Regions from separate parts of the Homo sapiens genome. Here region 1 is linked to region 2. A link is an interaction called in ENCODE POLR2A ChIA-PET data of the cell type or tissue named here. Cell type or tissue: OCI-LY7. All regions are shown on one strand. Links, peaks and the distances in the headings refer to the core of each region. The heading gives the core; the rest is flanking DNA.

What was found. ChIA-PET counts read pairs that join two places held together with the same protein. Peaks named below come from ENCODE experiments on the same cell type or tissue, not always from the same donor. Only the 100,000 strongest peaks of a DNase experiment are listed, where the experiment ranks them.
Region 1: POLR2A ChIA-PET joins it to region 2 with 6 read pairs; 3 of 35 experiments call an interaction of 5 or more read pairs at or near these places.

The regions. Positions count from the first base shown.
Region 1 is chr15:101,055,688-101,064,880 of GRCh38, reverse strand. LRRK1 (leucine rich repeat kinase 1) reads right to left here. Exons shown (of 34, transcript NM_024652.6): 28 at 7,831-8,025; 29 at 6,740-6,891; 30 at 3,593-3,710; 31 at 2,191-2,307. All of the region lies in intron 1 of LRRK1-AS1 (LRRK1 antisense RNA 1), which reads left to right. Among named protein-coding and RNA genes, the nearest start is that of LRRK1-AS1, 92 kb to the left of the region's middle. RefSeq lists enhancers at 1,338-2,002, 2,003-2,668. In OCI-LY7, for the core only: no CTCF peak of the experiment used is centred there; DNase peaks (open chromatin) are centred at 1,940 and 2,590; H3K4me3 peaks cover 1,445 bases; H3K27ac peaks cover 2,485 bases.
Region 2 is chr15:101,138,813-101,148,005 of GRCh38, reverse strand. All of the region lies in intron 1 of LRRK1-AS1 (LRRK1 antisense RNA 1), which reads left to right. Among named protein-coding and RNA genes, the nearest start is that of LRRK1-AS1, 8.4 kb to the left of the region's middle. RefSeq lists an enhancer at 9,082-9,193. In OCI-LY7, for the core only: no CTCF peak of the experiment used is centred there; no DNase peak of the experiment used is centred there.

The DNA of each region.
Region 1 (9,193 bases), core at 613-3,112, 80 kb after region 2:
CCCACCAGGCAGAGTGTTCCATAAGGATGGGCTCCCAGCCCACCAGCATCCCCGTGGCACTAGCCTGGCACAGGGAAGGGCTCAGTCTCCTTCATCTTGGTGGCCCTGTGACTCCACCTGGCTCCTGCTCCAAGTGGATGACATGTGTTTGCTGAACTAATTCTGGAAGAAATCGCTTCCTACTCAACCCTCTTCTGGAGGCCTGTCTCAGCCTGCTGAGCCCTCATCCCAGCTTACATCTATCGAGATGCCTGTGGTTCAGCTGACGTTGACAGGGTCCTCAGGGTGCCCCCCACCCCCTCAATGAAGCATGAGCTCTTCTACACCCGCCAGAGGTCACCGGGCAGAGGCCAAAGTTGCAGGGACCTTGCTGAATGCTGGGCCCACCCCAGACCGCCCCGGGGCACCTCCCAGGGCAGAGCCAGGAACAGAGTGCAGCTCCGCAGCCTAGACACCGCGTCGGCTGTGGTGGGGGTGGGAAGAGGTCTGCAGAACAAAGCTGGAGTCAGGGCAGAGCAGGGAGCTGGGCCTCATGCCAGTGAGGGGGCAGGGCAGAAAGCCTCCTTGTGGGGAGCTGGGGGAGCTCAGGAGGCTGGCTGTGCAGGGCAATGGAGTGGAGACCCGTAGCTCACTGTCCAGGACAACATGCTCTAAGAAAGCGTATCGAAATCCATCCCCAGGACTTTAGGGAAAGAAGGCAGCCAAGGCAAACAGGCTCCAGGTCTCTATCTGCAGTCCTGGCTCAGGCCCCGGCCAGGGCGGTGAGTGCCACGTCCCGGCTGGGTGTGAACGTGGGTGCGCGTGCAAGAATGCAGGCTTCGCGCTGGCGGCCTTGGAGGGGGCAGACACCCTGCCCAGGAGGCCCTGCACAGAGCAGGCTTTATTCCCTCTGGTCGTGCAGGAGGTGGTGCCCTGGCTGGGGGCTCTCGCCAGCGGTGGCCTCAATAACACTTTGTGTCGTGTTCTCCTGCGCTCTGGTACGGGCCTGGTCCCAAGCTGCGTAGCCTCGCTGTGGGGCCATGGTCATAAATGACTCTAAGGTTCATTTCATACCTGTTTTTTTTTTTTTTAAATGAAACTGAAGAAGGGTGAAGAGAAGAGTTCATGTATTTTGCGACCATCCAGAAGTAATAATAATACTCATTTACCAAGCACACCGGCCTAGACCTTTGGGTATGCTAGGCCTTCTGTCTCTTCTTATACCTGTTTTGTAGATGGGCAAACTGGAATTGGATGATGACAGTCACATTTTAACAAAGCAACACCAGTAAAGGCTTCTTGTGCATTTAGTGAGGGCGCCTATGCACAGACAGGCCCCTCAGGGTGGATGAAACCAGAGCTGGCTGAGCCGTGCCTGAATCCTGTGGGCGGAGGAGCCCGGAAAAGCCAGGGAGCTGCCCCCCACTGAGGGGCAGCTTCTCAAAGGAGGGGACAAGGCCCCGGGTCTTGAGAACTGAATCGGAGGCCGTCTGGGAAGAGGTGCGTGGAGGGGCTGTTCCTGGAGGAGGCTGGGATGTCAAGGGCCCAGCACAGAGTGGGGTGCTTTGTGGGGAGGGTGCCGGGCCCAGCAGGGACTGGAGGCCAGCCTCATAGAGGCTGGGGCTAATCCCAAGGTGCAGCACAGCTGGCTGGGCCTTTAATGGGGAGAGTGCCCCTTGGGGTCTCATTTAGAAAGGCCAGGGCTAGGAGGTTAAAGAGCTGAGTCTGCAGGGCTATGCTGCACAAAGAGAAACTGCGTCTGGTGTAAGACGGCGAGTACTTGGCGGGAGGCAGAGATGGAGGGAGGGAGATCAGGACCTCCAGGACCTGGTGATCAAGTGGCTGTGAGGTGGCTCTGGCCTGGGCAGGTGGGGAAGAGGCTCCGGATAGGGGAAGGGCACACGCATGACTGCTCACCGTGCCATTTGTACCAACAGTCCTTCCACCTGAGTCAGGGCATTTGCATGTGAAAGGGGGTTTTTCATTCGGCCTGCAGTCTGGCTGGGGACTTGACTTAGGTTTTTGCAAACCGGAAGGCACTAATGACGGACCAGGTCTGATATCTTTCCTCCCACCGTCTCTAAGTCTACGTCCTAGGCCAGGTGGTCCTAGGTGTGGCTCTGCAGGCGCCACCCTGACATAGCTAGGAGACGCCTCCTAGGCGTGGAAGTGCATCAGAGACCTGCATACCTGCCTTTGCCCCGACCTCACCTTTTTAATAACAGGCACGGCCAAGAAGCAGGTGACGACAGCTGGAGTATCCAAGGCCTGTTGGGGTGTGTTTAAGGGGCACATGCCCTTGAGGGTGTAGATGTAGATTTTCTGGTCCTGCAGAGGCAGACAGGTCCACTGTGAGACCCAGGCTGGAAAGTGTCTGGCATTTCCCAAGCCATTCCCATGAGGATGCACTTGGACTTGGGGATCCCCTATGGGTCTTGGAAAGTTACATGGATTGACACGTTCTGGTGGGTTGTTTATGGATTTCTGCTCTTTGTAGAAACGTTGAAAAAGACAGACTAGTCTAAAGAGGAAACAGAAAATAGCCCGTCATCTATTCCCCAGAGAAAACCAACATTGGGATCTGGGGGCACAGCCTCTCAGAAGTTCTCTGTGGTATTTGTGTGTGCACCTGGTACTGGCAAAGTGGACTCACGCCGCAATGCTGTCTTCTCACTGTTCTTCCCATGTGAGACAGCATGCTTTAGGCAGAGCCCTTGCTTTCCTCACTCTAGGAGGAAATGTTCACTGTTCTTCCCATGCAACAGCACGCTTTAGGCAGAGCCCTTGCTCTCGCCCATTCTAGGAGGAAATGTTGTGGGAGCATCTCTTGGATGCCTGGGACTGGGCTGCACCTACTTCGGCTAATCTGTTGTCAGATGTTTCTTAACACTGAGATTTCTGAGGCTTAAGTGGTACGCAAGGCTGGAGTGCAATGGTGCGATCTTGGCTCATTGCAACCTCCACCTCCTGGGTTCAACCGATTCTCCTGCCTCAGCCTCCTGAGTAGCTGGGAACACTCACGCACCACCATGCCCAGCTAATTTTTGTATTTTTTAGTAGAGACGGGGTTTCACTATGTTGGCCAGGATGGTCTCAATCTCTTGACCTCGTGATCCTCCTATCTTGGCCTCCCAAAGTGCTGGGATTACAGGCGTGAGCCCCTGTGCCTAGCCTGCCTCAGAACATTTGTGTTTGGCCAGTTGTCTCGGGACTTCTCAGAAGACCCCTCCTTGGGCCTTCTAGTGACTTCCCTGATTTCCCTGATGTGAAGGCAAGAGGCCTTCAGAGCTGAGTGACTAGCAGTGTTATGGGAAACACAGGCACGTCCCTAGCCTCCTGGGTCTCGTCTCCTGCTGAGGGTCTACATCTGGTCCTCACCATCGCAAATCCCGGCCTCCAGCCAGCAGCAGGCAGGGTTGAGCTGCCCCTGGTGACAGGCTGCTACTTCTCGGGGCTCCTGGCATTACTTGGGGACTGCACGGGGATGCGCTGGGGGTTATCTGAAAGTTCACTTGACCTGGCGTCCTGTATTTTTATGAATGTGGCCCCCACCCAGGGCTGCACCCAGTGGGCAGTGCTTACCTCGGTGGGCAGGCCTGCGGGCAGTGCTTACCTCGGTGGCTGTCCACAGGGATCTCTGGACCTGGAGCTGGCAGCTCACCTTCATCCCAGGGCAGCACATCCTCTGCACCTCCATGAGGCCCTTCTCTGTGTTCACCACCGTGTAGTTCCTGTAAGTGGCAGAAACTGTGCTGTCAGTGCCCGGGGGCCAGGGGCTGCCTCCTTTCCCTGAGCCTGGCCTGCCAGCTGCGAGCCTCGTCTACCTCCCCTGCTCCCACCCAGGGTTGCATCCTGTGTTCTGAGAGGGCAGAGCCGGGTTCTGCCCGAAGGGTAATGCTTGACCGTCGCCCGCAGGAAGGGCATTCGCCAGAGAAGAAAGGCTGTCCTCTTTCCGTGACCCCTCAGGGTTGAGACGGTTGCCCCCAGTACGAAGGAGGGGCCCTCCCGCCGGCCATATCCTGCCCGCCCCTGTTATGCGGGGAGCTCCTCACTGTAGAGTAGACAAAGCCAGGGCTAAAGACAAGTTGGGAGAATTCCAGAGGAGATTGGGTTGGGGCGGGGGGGCACTCAAAATGTGCTCCCAGCACGAGTGCTCTGAGAACTAATGGCTTGTCATTTGCGAGAGCCTTGGCTCACCAGGCCGGCTGTCCCCGGCATCGCTGTCTCCCCTCAGGCTGTGGCGGGCATCCTGAGCACTCACTGCATGGCAGAGGAGGCTGAAGCTGATGGGGCTGGGAAGTTATGTACCCCGCATCACGCAGCTCTGTCCCTCAGACTCAAGAGAATATGTTAAGCTCGCGGATAGCAGTTCTCAATATAAAGTTTCTCCTGCCACCAAATTTTAAAAAGCTGTTGACTGATAACGTATTTGCAGATGATAGAAATGGTAGAAAATACAGCAAACAAAAACTTCCTTCAGGTGTATTTGTCTCCTTTTCCCATCATTTTTTTATGCATCAGAAAAACAAAACTAAGATATTTGAATAGCTTTTACTTTGAAAACAAACAGTTAAAAATATAGAGAGTCATAAAGAATAATTGCCCCTGTTCCCTGCAACTGGAATTGTGTCCTAGGCGTATCCTGTTTACCTGCTCGTCTGCCCTGCCTCTCCTGCCTCCTTTCCTTCCTTAATTCTCAGACAGATCTCAAGTCAAGTCCGGTTCCATCCTGGCTCCCCTGCTTGGCTGCCCGTGTGCTCCCAGCCAGCCCCCTCCTCCCTTCCTGTGAGTGAGTCTCTCTTCAGGCCGCAGTGAGTTTTAAAGAACCTTCACAGGTCACAGGAAGAGGCCTCTGTCTTCCCTCTGGGATGAGTCTTCAGAGCCCTGAGCGGAACTGTCTCAGGTACCTGCCGCGTGTGTGTCTCTAGGCCAGCAGGGCAGGGCCCGGCCCAGCCTCCCAGGACCAGTCTGGCCCAAGGTCCTCCAATTCACCCTCAGAAGTCTGACGATGTCCTTGCTTCTAGGGTGGCAGATGTTCCAGGTGCACTCCCTGCCCCGGACCTGGACTCTGCCATGATTCTGATGAGCCCTGGTTCACTTTGGTACTTAGAGACCACAGTCTGGGTCCTAGGGGTGCATATTGGCATTTGGTTGGTCCTTGTTTTTAGGCCTTTTCAGTGAGCAGAACTGAGATATTTGTGTTTATTTTTCAACTATGTCACGAGTCTATCCAATCGATTCAGAACTGCAGGCTTTTACTTACCCGACTTTACATCTCTTTCCCCTTTAGCTCATGTTTCCAGCAACAGCAACATAATTACTCATTAACTGACTCCACAACCACAAGCAGCATCTTAGAGTAACAATCATAACAGTGCTGCCAACAATATAATTACTGAAACCTGTTTAATTAATATGTTTGCTTTTTGTTTTGTCCTTAGAGTACATCCCATCAGGAAGGCGTGCTCCATCGCTGTGTTTTGGAATAACTTCTCTTTTTTTCTGAGGCAGGGTCTCACTCTGTCACCCAGGCTGGAGTGCAGTGGCACAATCACCACCCACTGCAGTGGCAAACTCCTGGGTTCAAGTAATCCTCCTGCCTCAGCCTCCTGAGTAGCAGGGACTACAGGTGCTCGCCACCATTCCCAGCTAATTTTTGTTATTTATTTATTTTTGTAGAGACAAAGTTTCACCATGTTTCCTAGACTGGTCTCAAACTCCTGAACTCAAAAGATCCACCTGCCTCAGCCTCCTAAAGTGCTGGGGTTACAGGCATGAGCCACAAGGCCTGGTCAGAAAAACTTCCTTACAGCATCATTTCTTAGAGTACGTCTGTGTCACAACCCTCAGTCCGAGTGGCATAAAACCTGACGCAAACTCACAAAGACTGACCTAAGAGAAACTGCGAAGTCTGTTCCGTTTATCTTATTATGTCTCAAGCTCATTCCTCACTCTACCCCAGGCATCCTCCCCAAAGGTCACACTCCAGATGCCGTCTTTACTACCGACTGTGCGCCTCCCACCCACCCCACGGCAAGCACGTCTTGTCTGGCCACCGCCTCCTAGTTTTTCGGCTCATCCCACCTGAAACCATAACTCTTGAGTTTTTTTTTTAACTCTGGCAATACCTAGGATCCTTTAGTACTTTGCATTGTGCTCCCTGAATTTGTGGCCTCACTTAGGTTCCTTGGTCCATCTCTGTATCACTCCCTTGAAAACACCCCAATGCCTCTGCCCCTCTCTCCCTTTGGCAAAACCCCAACTCTGTTTAGACGCCCCCCCCCGTTGCCCCTTCTGCAATCTGGGGCAGCAGAACATGCTTGAGAAAGTCACATAACCAGGCCGACAGGCCTCATTTCGTTTTTAAAAATGTTTTAAATTTTCTAATTTTTTAAAAGATGGGGTCTTGCTATGTTGTTCAGGCTAAACTTGAACTCCTGGGCTCAGGTGATTCTCCTGCCTCAGCCTCTGGAGTGGCTAGGACTGTAGGCACATGCCACAGTGCCCTCACGTCCCCAGACACCCTGGCAGATACTACCCATTTTTGGCATCTCTTAACCACAAAACCATACATGCACGTCTCTTTGTGTGGACTTTCTTCTGCTCTCCCTGCTCTTTCTTGAGTGCAGTCTAACCAGGTTCTGGACCCTACCGTCTGCTAAATAATTCTCACTGTGGTCAACATCGACTGTGTTCCCAGATTCCACGGCGGCCTCCCACCCCAAATACAAAGGGGGCAGGGCAGCCCGCAGGAGCTTACCTGGACTCCTCTTTTCCATCCCAAAACACCACGGTGTACTCCTGGCCCTGGGATGAGAAGAAGGCTGTCTGCTTCCCACAGCACAGTTCATACATGAAGGTGGCAAAAGTCGGGTCCTTCATCTGGCTCACCACCGACAGGGCCAGCGGTCGCTGAGGGAGAGAAGCCACCAGAAGAGAGCAAGGTCACTTACAACCGGATTGGTGCCCGTTCTGCCCATGAGATCAGCCAGCCCCAACCAGGGAGGAATGAGGGATTCTGTTCATTCAGACTAGATCCAAACAAGAGGCTGAAACAGCTTCAGACGTCAGGAGCAAACCCATCCAGGTATCTGGGTCACCTTTGGCTACGGCAATTTAAGCTCATCTGGTCAGGTTAGCTGAACCCTGGGTATTCCAACCCAGGCCCAAGGACATACACTCTTCATCTCACTATATTGCCCAAGCTGGAGTGCAGAACCTACTCACAGGTGCGATCAGGGCGCACCATAGCCTAAAACTCCTGGGCTCAAGTGATCCTCCTGCCTCAGCCTCCCCAGTGGCTGGGACTATAAGTCCATGTCACCATGCCCAGATAAGGACATGCGTTCTTCTAAAGAATACCCTGTTTACTCCCCATACATTAAACTAGCTCTGTCTGATTTAATAAATGAGTTTTAACTTTGAAACCACTAGCCTCTTCCAAAAACACAAAAACACCACCGTCAAAAAACTAGCCTGAACACTGTAATATGATCCCTGATTCTCACAACGAAACCTTTTCCCCATCACTTTACAAAGAGACACCCACATTCTCTCTGTTCTTGCATAGGGACTGTATTGTTATAAAGGGGTTTATATACTTTGTTTGCACGGTGAAGTAACACAAAAGTCGGGGAGGAAAAGGAAGTTTGTTTCGTAAGAGTGACACGCACACACAAAGACAATGAAAGTAGGTATGTTAGGAGCAGCAAACATCACCCTCTAGAAGAAATGAGCAGAGAAGGGTTGCCAATGGTGATGGTTGGGCAGCCAGGCACACACCCCCTGGGGACCCACAGCTTCCTCACATGGCAGGAGGTCCCAGGCCCTGGGCTCTGTGTCCCCAAGTACCTTCTCTGGCTTAGTGTCCCAGCACTCCATCATGAGCGCCTGCAGTCGCCGGAACTGCACTTCCTCCGGCTGCCCCAGAACCGGGCGGATGCCCTTGGACAGCTTCTTGGCAATCTGGAGCTGGTGGTGGCCCAGTGCAGGGCGCTGTCCTGACAGCAACTCGTAGAGCACCATTCCATAGGAGAACATATCTACCTGGGCACAGAACAAGCCAAGTCAGGTCGCTGCCTGGGCCCAGTGGCCTTCACAAGGTGGCCCTCAGGTGGAGGGACCAGGGAGACACAATTAGACAAGGAAAACAAACATTCAACAAACCACCTGACCATGTCCCTCTATCCATTTATCCATCCACCTATCTGACCACTTTCTCTTCTATCCATTTATCTATCCATTTTCTCACCCTTCCTTCTTTCCATCCATCCATCCACCCATCCATCCATTTGCTTGTCTTCCTGTACATTTATCCATTCTTCTCATCTGTCCATCCATCTATCCATCCGACCACCTGTCCTGCACATTTATCCATCTGTCTTCCTATCCTTCCTCTTTTCCATCCACCCATCCATCTGACTTCCCACCATATTGTCCATTTGCCCATTGTCCCATCCATCCATCTATCCATCGATCCATCCTTCCATCCAATAAAACACACTGAGAACTTGCTGTTAGTCACTGATTAAGGACTCCAAGGATGTCATGGTCCTTATTCTTGAGTACCAAGACAAGGCAGGAAAACACACACCCTCAGCTTAATGTGCTTGGTACTAAAAGTGTTATGTATTGCAACTCATAAAAAAAGGAGCGTCTCCTGGATCACAACATGTTGTCTCCTCTAATTTTCATAATCAAAAAGGTCCAGCAAGGAAAAATTTATACAGACCCCTATAAGGGTCAAGAAATAACATTTTAGCAGGAGAATGACTGAGATAGATAGACTTGAGAATTTTTAATGTGAATGTTTCCATGATAATCTGAGTTTCAAGGTGACCTCCTTGTTGAAGTCAGCTACTATTATGAAGCTCTTATTTTTGTTGCTCTGATTTGCCTTTTCTATGGGCAACAACCACAGGTGCTGAGCTAATCCATACATGCACAGGTCATTCCTACAGGAATTAGTCAATGACCATCTGTAGAATCACCAGATAATAAGAAATTATAGACAAGGGAATTTTAATGCTGGGTGATCAATTAACAAGGCTGGCACTAGATGTAATACATGCGTGGTAAGATGACTTCAAGTTGTGTGTGTGCCTGCATCTACCAAGTAGCCATCAGGGATAAATGTTATCAGAAGATCAACATTTAGTCATTGTCTCAACTGAGGCTGGCAGTGCAGTTGCCAGGGGATGCCAGCTTGCTCTTT
Region 2 (9,193 bases), core at 4,058-6,557:
AGCGATCCTCCCACCTCAGCCCCCCAAGTAGGTAGGACTACAGTTGCATACCACGCCTGGCTAGGTTTTTAAACTTTTTGTAGAGATAGAGTCTCACTGTGTTGTTCAGGCTTGTCTTGAACTCCTGGGCTCAAGCGATCCTCCCACTTCAGCCTCCCAAAACACTGGGACTACAGGTGTGAGCATCTCGCCCAGCTCATTATTTCTGTTCACTTGTTACTTCATCTGTGAAACAGGAGAATAAACCCTACGGGAGCTGTGAGAATGAAAGGAGATCAGTCACATTCACAAACATGGGTGGCACTGTGGCCTCTCCAGCCATGGTAGATAGGCAGGAAGTGTGAGTTCCCATCCCCAGTCCTCCTCCTTCCCAGATAACCTCAGAAAGTCCCATAATTGTCCTGGGTGCAGGGATAGCATTTGGAAAAACTGATGGTTCTATTCATCCTGCTACAGGAGCCTCTTGGAAGATGCAAATGGATGAAACAACAGAAAACTGTGCTGCAAAAGGCCGATGCTCTGTGTATGGCCTCTCAAAAGATGTGAAACTAGGGGGAAAAACAATACCGTTCTTACCCTTTTCCTGGGCACCGCAGAGCCCTGTGATTCTGCTCACACCTGCAATCACCACCGCCTGATGTTCCGCTCTCAGATGCCCCAGGGACTATCCAGCCTGCAAGCCCAGGGCCTGTGTCCTGAGTCAGTAATCAGCTTCCCCTCTGGATTCACCTCTGAATTCCAAAATGGGTTGTCTGGGAACTTCATCAACTTCATGACTTCCATGTTCAATGGGAAAGTCAGCCTGCCTGGCCAAAGCAACAGTGAAATATGGGTTAACGTTACAACAATGTAATGCTGATTTAGATGTCAGTTTAATAGATGATGGGTGGTATTAGAAAGCACCTTCAGCCGGGCACGGTGGCTCGCGCCTGTAATCCCAGCACTTTGGGAGGCCGAGGCGGGCAGATTGCCTGAGGTCAGGAGTTCAAGACCATCCTGGCTAATATGGTGAAACTCTGTCTCTACTAAAAATACAAAAATTAGCCGGGCGTGGTGGCTGGTGCCTGTAGTCCCAGGTACTTGGGAGGCTGAGGCAGGAGAATTACTGGAACCCAGGAGGCAGAGGTTGCAGGGAGCTGAGATCACGCCACTGCACTCCAGCCTGGGCAAGAGGGCAAGACTGTCTCCAAGAAAAGCAAAAGAAAAAGGAAAAAAAAAAAAGAAAAGAAAGCGCCTTCAAGGCCATCTGTTTCTCTGCTACTACCCTTTTTGGAAAGACAAATCTCCTTCCCCTCCCTGTCCTCCTTCCTTCTACATTCCCCTAGGGCTGTGTACCTCTCTCTCAGCGTGCCCTGCCTTGGTGCCTCTGTGGCAGGGCCAGGTCTGACTTCCCAGATGAGCTTGCTCTCCTAAGCTGCATCATTGCATGACTCTCCTCTTTCCTAACCTCCCTCACTCCTCCAGCTCCCTTCTGCTGGTGAATGACATCTCTTCACGCCACACAGTCACAGGACGGCTGCTCCACCACCGGCATCACATCTCCTTTCCAGGCAGGAAGAAGAGGAAGGAGGAAGAGACAGGACAAAGGTGGTCTTTCTTCCAGTAAAGCTTTGACTTTTTATCTAGAAAACATTATCTCTGAGCTTTTCACCTACATTTCCTTGGCCAGACCTGGGTCACGTGGTCACCTCTAATTGAGAAGATGAGTATTTCAGAGGGACACATTTTTGTTCCCTCCCAAATCAGGGCTGTGTTAGGAAGAAAGCGGGAATGGGTCCTGGGAAGGCAGCTCGCAGTAACTCCACACAGTCTGTCCCTTTGCTATCCAGCACTCACGCAGCCCTTCCCTCAGACACAGAAAACATCAGTGTCTCCCAAGGCAAACAGCCAGAATCCCATCTTGCTACTTCCAGGGCAGGCTTCTTTGTAAGGTGCAGGTGGGGCGCCCTGTGGTCCTGTGACCTTGAAACTCAAAGACAAGTTATCTGCCCCGACATACTCAGGATCAGTGGTTGGTTAGAAACAGGAAAAGTGCAGTACAGCTTCCATCCAGCAACACGGAAAGGGATGCACACAGCAGTCGCTGGAGCAGGAAGTCCTGCTGAGTGAGGACGCCTGGCTTCCTGGGTACCATCTAGCACCCTGCTCTGCTCTCAGGAAGATGTGCCAGAGCCATTGCCTTCTGCAGACTCAGCTCTGCCCTATTCTCCTTATTCATTATTCTCCATGGGGTGGGTCTTGAGGGGATACGCCATTTCTGGGGGCCACACGGCTTCCTGTTGGTGTGAGTCTGGAGTCCTGGGGGTGGCTTCAAGTATTGGCTGTTACTCACCAACCTTGCATTCTTTTGGAGAATACATTTACTCAAAAACTTGGTTGGCTTCCAGTCTTCTAATTTTATTTATTTATTTTTGTGGTCAGTTCCGATAGCGGCCTCTATTTGGTGGTTGGAGGTCAACTTGTGACCCCTGCTGCCCTCTGGAGTCTCATTTTCAAATGATGTCTCCTGAGGTTGAATCTGATTGGTGGAGTGAGGTCACATGCCTGTGCCCTGGCTGCAAAGGAGGCTGGGAGGGAAGTTTTCTCTGTTCTACTTCAGGGACATGGGACTCTCAAGATGGGAAATGCCCCCAAACAGAGCCAGTATATTCTACAGATATGAGGCAGCCAGAAAACAGGAGGGGAACCGGGCGTGGTGGCTCATGCCTCTAATCCCAGCACTTTGGGAGGCTGAGGTGCGCAGATCACTTGAGCCCAGGAGTTTGGGACCAGCCTGGGCAACATGGTGAAACCCTGTGCCTACAAGAAATACAAAAAATTAGCCAGTCGCGGTAGTCTGCATCTGTATTGGGAGGCTGAGGTGGGAGGATCCATTGAGCATGCTATTTCCACCTCCTCACCTCTCCTTTCTGCAGTCCACCCCATTTGCCCTTTTTCCTCCTACTCCTTTAGCCACTCTTTGTGTCTTCTCAACTTGCTCCTCCTATTCCTCCTCCCTCTCTTAGATCTGAGGGATCCTGCGCCACCTCGGTGATTTCCTCTATAAATTGATGGCCTCATTTCTAGCTCCAGGTCAGAGCTCTGAGTTCCTAAGGCTCTTAGCTCACCTGACATTTGTGTTTGGTTTTTCCACAGCCATCTCAAACTTCATCTGTTCAATGCAGAACTCCTGATTTCCCTTTTTAATCTGCCTAACCGCTCTCAACCAGTGTACCCCATTTTCACAACAGCTACAACTATTTTCGGGCCAACAGTATATGAGTAATTCTTGATTCTCCTTCTTTCCTTCTCAGCCCATGTATTATACAATCCAGCAGCAAGCAACGTTGGGTTCTATCTTCTCATGTACCCCAATTCTCCCCATATCTTCCTGTTTCTGCTATCAGCAGTGTCATCCAAGTAGCCGTCAGTTTTCACCTGGATTGCTCCAGAGGCCTCCTAATGGTCTCGCTGCTTCCACTTTTGTTCCTTCTAGTTCTATCATTTCAGTCCTTTCTTCATTTTCCTCACAGCACGTGAACACTTGTTTGATTTGTAATGAATTATAGAAATGATCCCTGAAAGTAGAGAGTATAGTCTTACACTTGTTTAATTTGCAATCATGTTATTTGTCTGTTTCCTTATCTGCTCCCCACCTTCAATACCAGGCCCATGAGGACAGGGACCATCCCTGTGTTAGTCACTGACTAGTAGTGGGAAAAGTAGATACTCTATAAAGAAGTATTTGAAGCCAGGAGTGGTGGCTCATGCCTGTAATCCCAGCAACTTGGGAGGCTGAGGTGAGAGGGTTGCTTGAACCCAGATGTTTGAGGCTGCACTAAGCTATGATTGCACCACTGCACTCCAGCCTGATAACAAAGCAAGACCCTGTTTCTTTTCATAAAAGAGAGGCCGGGTGTGGTGGCTCATGCCTGTAATCGCAGCACTTTGGGAGGCTGAGGCAGACGGATTGCCTGAGCTCAGGAGTTCACGACCAGCCTGGGCAACACGGTGAAACCCCGTCTCTACTAAGATACAAAAAATTAGCCAGGCATGGCAGTGTGCACCTGTAGTCCCAGCTACTCGGGAAGCTGAGGCATGAGAGTTGCTTGAACCCGGGAGGCGGAGGTTGCAGTGAGCCAAGATCGTGCCAGTGCACTCCAGCCTGGGCGACAGAATGAGACTCCATCTCAAAAAAAAAAAAAGAAAAAAAAAATGTTTGATTTGACTATCTCTCAAATGTAGCTCAGCATCTGGTACTTCAAAAATTTTTGAGTCTTCTGGCCTGAACACCTGAGGAAACATTGCCTGTAGGGTATGTTTTTGTGGGGCAGAGATCATTTTGCAAACCCCATGGCCCATTCAGCTCTCAAGCTGCGTTTAAAATGAATCAATCTGATCTTAAACCTACTAATAACCAGAAGTGCCGTGCAGCCAACTAGCTCACCCCCAGGGTGGGTCCAGGCCCTGATCACTGCCAGCGATGAACTGATGCTCTTGTGGCCATCCACACACTTGCTCCCCAGAGGCCTCAGGCTTCCCGGCCGCCCAGCCTGTTGACATGTGCCGTGATAATTCTCCAAAGCCTCAGGTGAAGTGTGTGGGGAGCAGATCTCCCAAGCAGGTCAAAGGTGGCTTGATTTAGGATGTGTTGTCCTTTCCTTTTTGGGTACAAGCTGGAACCCGTGTGCAAGATGGTTTTGTTCAGGCTTGTCAAGTTATAGGAATGATCCTGTGCACCTCACATCTCTAGTTTATAGCTTCAGAGCCTGTGAGAGAGGAATGGGAACCCTTCACACATCGTAACTATGAGTAGCATATCTTAGGCACCAGCTACATGCCAGCCCCCAGCTAGGTCTTTATTGACATCATCTTCAGTCCTCACGTGGCTCTGCAAGTGAATGGGTCTGTGCAGCTCAAGACTGAGAAAGCCTGCAGCCGAGCCCCCTGCCCCTGCCTGCACCCTTTCCAACTCCTCCAGAGCTGGAGCTGTGAAGGCGGCCTTTGCCAGGTTCCCCTGCAGGTGAGGTTACATCTTGGGGGTTCCTAGGTTTTTTTCTTGTTGCAGGGGTGGAGACTTGGCAGCCTGGGAATGTAGGGCCATGGAGTAGGCAGGTGGGGGCCTGGCCTGGGTCCCACCTTGGCTGAGTGATCTGGCCAGAGCTGGTGTGGGGGGTGTAGCTTGGCCTCCCACAAGCCTCCCTCAGGGGGTCTGGGCCAGGCCCAGCATTTGGATTGACAGACTCAGCCCACCCAGGAAAGCATAGACTCTTAGAGGGAGAGGGATCTTGGAGGGCTTCTCAGCACTTGCCAGCATTTACCACTCACTGTGTCTGCAAGGGACACTCACTCCACTTCTGATAGAGGTATTGCACCACTATACCAATTATTGTTCTTGTAGCTATTATTATTATTCTGCTAATTATTTTCATATTGAGGTGGGAGAGTATGGCTCATTTATTTTTGTACCCACAATGACACAATGCCTGGGAGGCAGGAGTATGGAGCAGATGGATGAATAAGTGAATGGGTGGATGGATAAGTGGATAGGTGGTTGGATAGTTGGATGGATAAGTGGGTAGATGGGTGGATGATTGGGTGGATGGGTGGATGGTTGAGTGAATAGGTGGTTGGGTGGATGGGAGGGTGAATAGGTGGTTGGGTAGACAGCTGGATGAGTGAATAGGTGGGTAGAGGGGTGGATAGGTGAGTGGAGGGGTGGATGGTTGGATGGACAGATGGGTGGATGGGTGAATGGATGCATGAGTACATGGATAGATGGGTGGATAGGTGCATGGGTGGATGACATAAGGGTGTATTGATTGGTAGATATGTGGATGGGTGTGTGAGTGGATAGGTGGTTGAGTGGATGGATGGATAGGTGGGTGGATGGGTAGATGGGTGGATAGATGAGTACTTGGGTGTATGGGTGTGTGGGTTGATAGGTGGGTGGATTGGTGAATGGTGGGGTGGACAGGTGGTTGGGTGGGTAGGTAGATAAGTGGATAGATGGGTAGATGGGTGGATGGGTGTGTGAGTAGATAGATGGCTGGGTGGATGGATAGATGTGTGAGTGGATGGGTAGATGGGTAGGTGGATGGGTGATTGGGTGTGTGAGTATATGGATGTGGATGGGTGGATGGGTGTGGGGGTAGATAGATGGTTGGGTGGATGGGTAGATAGGTGGATAGGCAGATGAGTGGGTGAAAGGGTAGATGGTGGATAGATAAATGGATGAGTGGATGGGTAAATTAATGTATGTGTACATGGGTAGATGGATAGATGGGTGGGTGGGCGGGCAGATGGGTGAGGAGGTTGAGGGCGGGGGGGATTTGCCTCCACTTGCCCAGTCAGCTATCACAGAGGTACAGCACTCCAGTCCTTCTCACCCTCAGCTCCCCGTCTTTCTCCTTGTCTTTGACCATGCCTGTTGGTCTCTCCTCTCACACTGGGGGCATATAATGTGGCTGGGCTTTGGGATCAGGCTGAGTGTCCATTCTGCCCCTCAGCAGTGATGGGGCCATGGGGTGGTGCCAGTCACCAGCAGCAGCAGGGCCTGTGGTAAGAAAGAAGCAGGCGCACTGGCTGGGGCCACTCCTGCAGCTCCCCACACGGAGCCCTAGGCCTCTGGTTCCTTGTGCCTTTGGGGTAGCACTGCCGATACAACTTTCTGTGATGGTGGAAGGTTCTGGGTCTGTGCCATGCAATATGGGAACCATTAGCCCTGGGTGGCCATGGAACACTTGAAGTGTGGCTCATGTGGCAGAGGAGCTGACTTCCAAAATATACTTAATTTTAATTAGTTTAAATATATATTTCGATAGTGGCAGATAAGTAGTGGCTACCATTTTGGGCAGCACAGCTCTGGTGGGCTGGGCTAACTCTTGTTTGTAAAATCGCCTCATCCAAGGGAGGTTCCTGGGAAAGGGAGCCCCCTGACTCCTAAACCTGAGAACCCAAAATAGAGCTATGGAGGGTAGTCTTTCAGCAGGGGTGTTGGAGACACAGCTGTTGGGGGCTCAGGCACCCTGTGCTGTCAGCAGGGGCAGGAGCATCTGGTGGCTGGACACACTGCAGAGAGGTTGCTGGTCCCCTGCCCCATGTCCGTTCACTGTCTCCCAGACCTCCTGACTCTGAGCTGGGCCTCTTGGAATGAAGACCACAGGTCTCAGCCTCCCTTGCCTCTGGGTGTGGCCAGGTGACCTCTTTCATGAGACAAGGATGAAAGCAGAAATGCTGGGAGGCAGTGACTGGGAAATATCCGGAAGGAGACCCCTCTGGGCATGGCCTCTGCCTATCTCCCCTTTCCTCCATCCTGCTGCTTGGAGCAGAGGTGAGGACCAGAGTGCACCTTTAGCCATGAGGACCAGGAGACAGCCTGGGCTATGGGCAAGAAAGCTGGAGGGAGCCTCAGCTTCATGTTCAAGCCCAACCAGCTCATTGCCCTGGAGGGGAGCCCTGGCGAGCCGAGGTTTACCAGGCCTGGCTCTCTTCTGTCCTCTCCTGCGCTCCGCAGGGTCCTGGGCTTTCTTTCTAGCACGTGGTCCTGGCAGGTGCTGAGGGGCACGGCCCAGCTTCTCAGACAGCATCCGCCTCCCCTGCTTCCTTTCCAGCCTCTCCTCTGGCTGGGACAGACTATCTCTCTCCAGGTGGGACACTGGCTTGGTGTACAGGTCCTCCTATCCTGTTGTTTATGGTCTAAACTTTATCCTTGGAGCCTTTTGGAACCAAAAACCAAAACATAAAACCAAAAACCCAAAAACGTTGATCTGTTATAAAGCCTGGCTCTTGCAGTTTTAGGCCTCGGCTCTTAATGTAGTTTCACTTCCCAGCGTCTCCGTAGCCATCAGTGGAAGTCGAAAATGTACAAGTGTGTGCCCTGTTCCCGACTGTGCGGCCCCACCCTGGGGACAGCGAGTCTGAAATAACCCCTACCTGAATGGCCTAAGTGATGGGGCAGCATAAAGTACCAAAAAATCCCCCAAACCAGAAACAAAGCATTTTGTCAATATGTTAAAGTATTATATTATTCTGACACAAAGAGAAATAGCTCCCTGTGAGCTGACAACAAATGCTGAATTCCGAAATGGGGTCTCTCTGTTAATGGGGTAGACGCTTCTTGGACTGAAAGGTATTTGGATCCCATGGGGGGTGGGTGAGGAAGCGCAGAGTGGAGGGGTGGGGTAGGGTGAGCTTGTCTGAAAGGGTGTAGCCCCTTTAAAGTCTTTCGGGGCCCACCCCTCAAAACAGATGCCAGCCGGAGTCAAGCCCACCCCTAACCCCCCGCCACACACACACACGCGCACACACACGCACTGCCTACTGCTGCTCTTGGCTGGTTTCGTATTTCCACTCCATGCCTCTCAACTCCGGCAAGAATAACATTTCCATTTGTACCTTGTTAGGCCCTGGAGACCACAGGGTTCTAAGGAAAACGAGAGCACACATGTTTCCTCGCTGACTCACATGAGGGTCGACGGGTTTCAGCCATAAAGGTCCACTGTGCCCCAGCAGAAGCTGGGTGCGTGGCAGCCAGCCCCAGGAGCCCCCCGGGGGTCTGCAGGTTGCAGGGGGTGATGTATTTTTTTTTTCCTAGAACAGTGGGTGAGCAGGGGGCTGGAGCTGGCAGACTGTGACACATGTGTGTGTGAGGTCTTCAAAGCCTGCTTAGGTCCCCAGGCTCTTCCCCAATACAGGGTGGCCCCTCCCTCCCACCTCAGGGCCAGGGGCCTCAGGGTCATGTCTGCCCTATCAGTGGCGTCTGCTCTTAGAAACACCTGAACACGGACAGTGAAATCCTCAGGGTTGTTGCATTTAGATTGGGATTTGAATCTCCATATTTAGGAATGAAAGGTGGAATGTGAGGCATCGGCCAGGGGGTGGGCAGCTCTGTTTCTGTGGCCTTTCCTTTTCAGTACTCTCGAAATTACTCATCGTCCGTGTTTCAGGCCCTGACCACAGGGCTCAGATCAAGTATATGCAAAGGACCCTGGGTAGGCCTCCCTCCGAGAGCCATGAGCTAGTAGAGACCAACCTAGAAACCTCTCCCCACCCAAAGAGCCAGGGCAGAGTCTTGCAGTTCAGCCCCACTGTGCCCTGCCTGCCTGTGGGACTAGGGGGACCTCCAGCCCCTCTTTGGGGAGTCAGCTCTTTCTTCTGTGAGGTGAAGCGGGTCACCACATAGCCATGAACACAATAGCCAGATCTTAGGTTC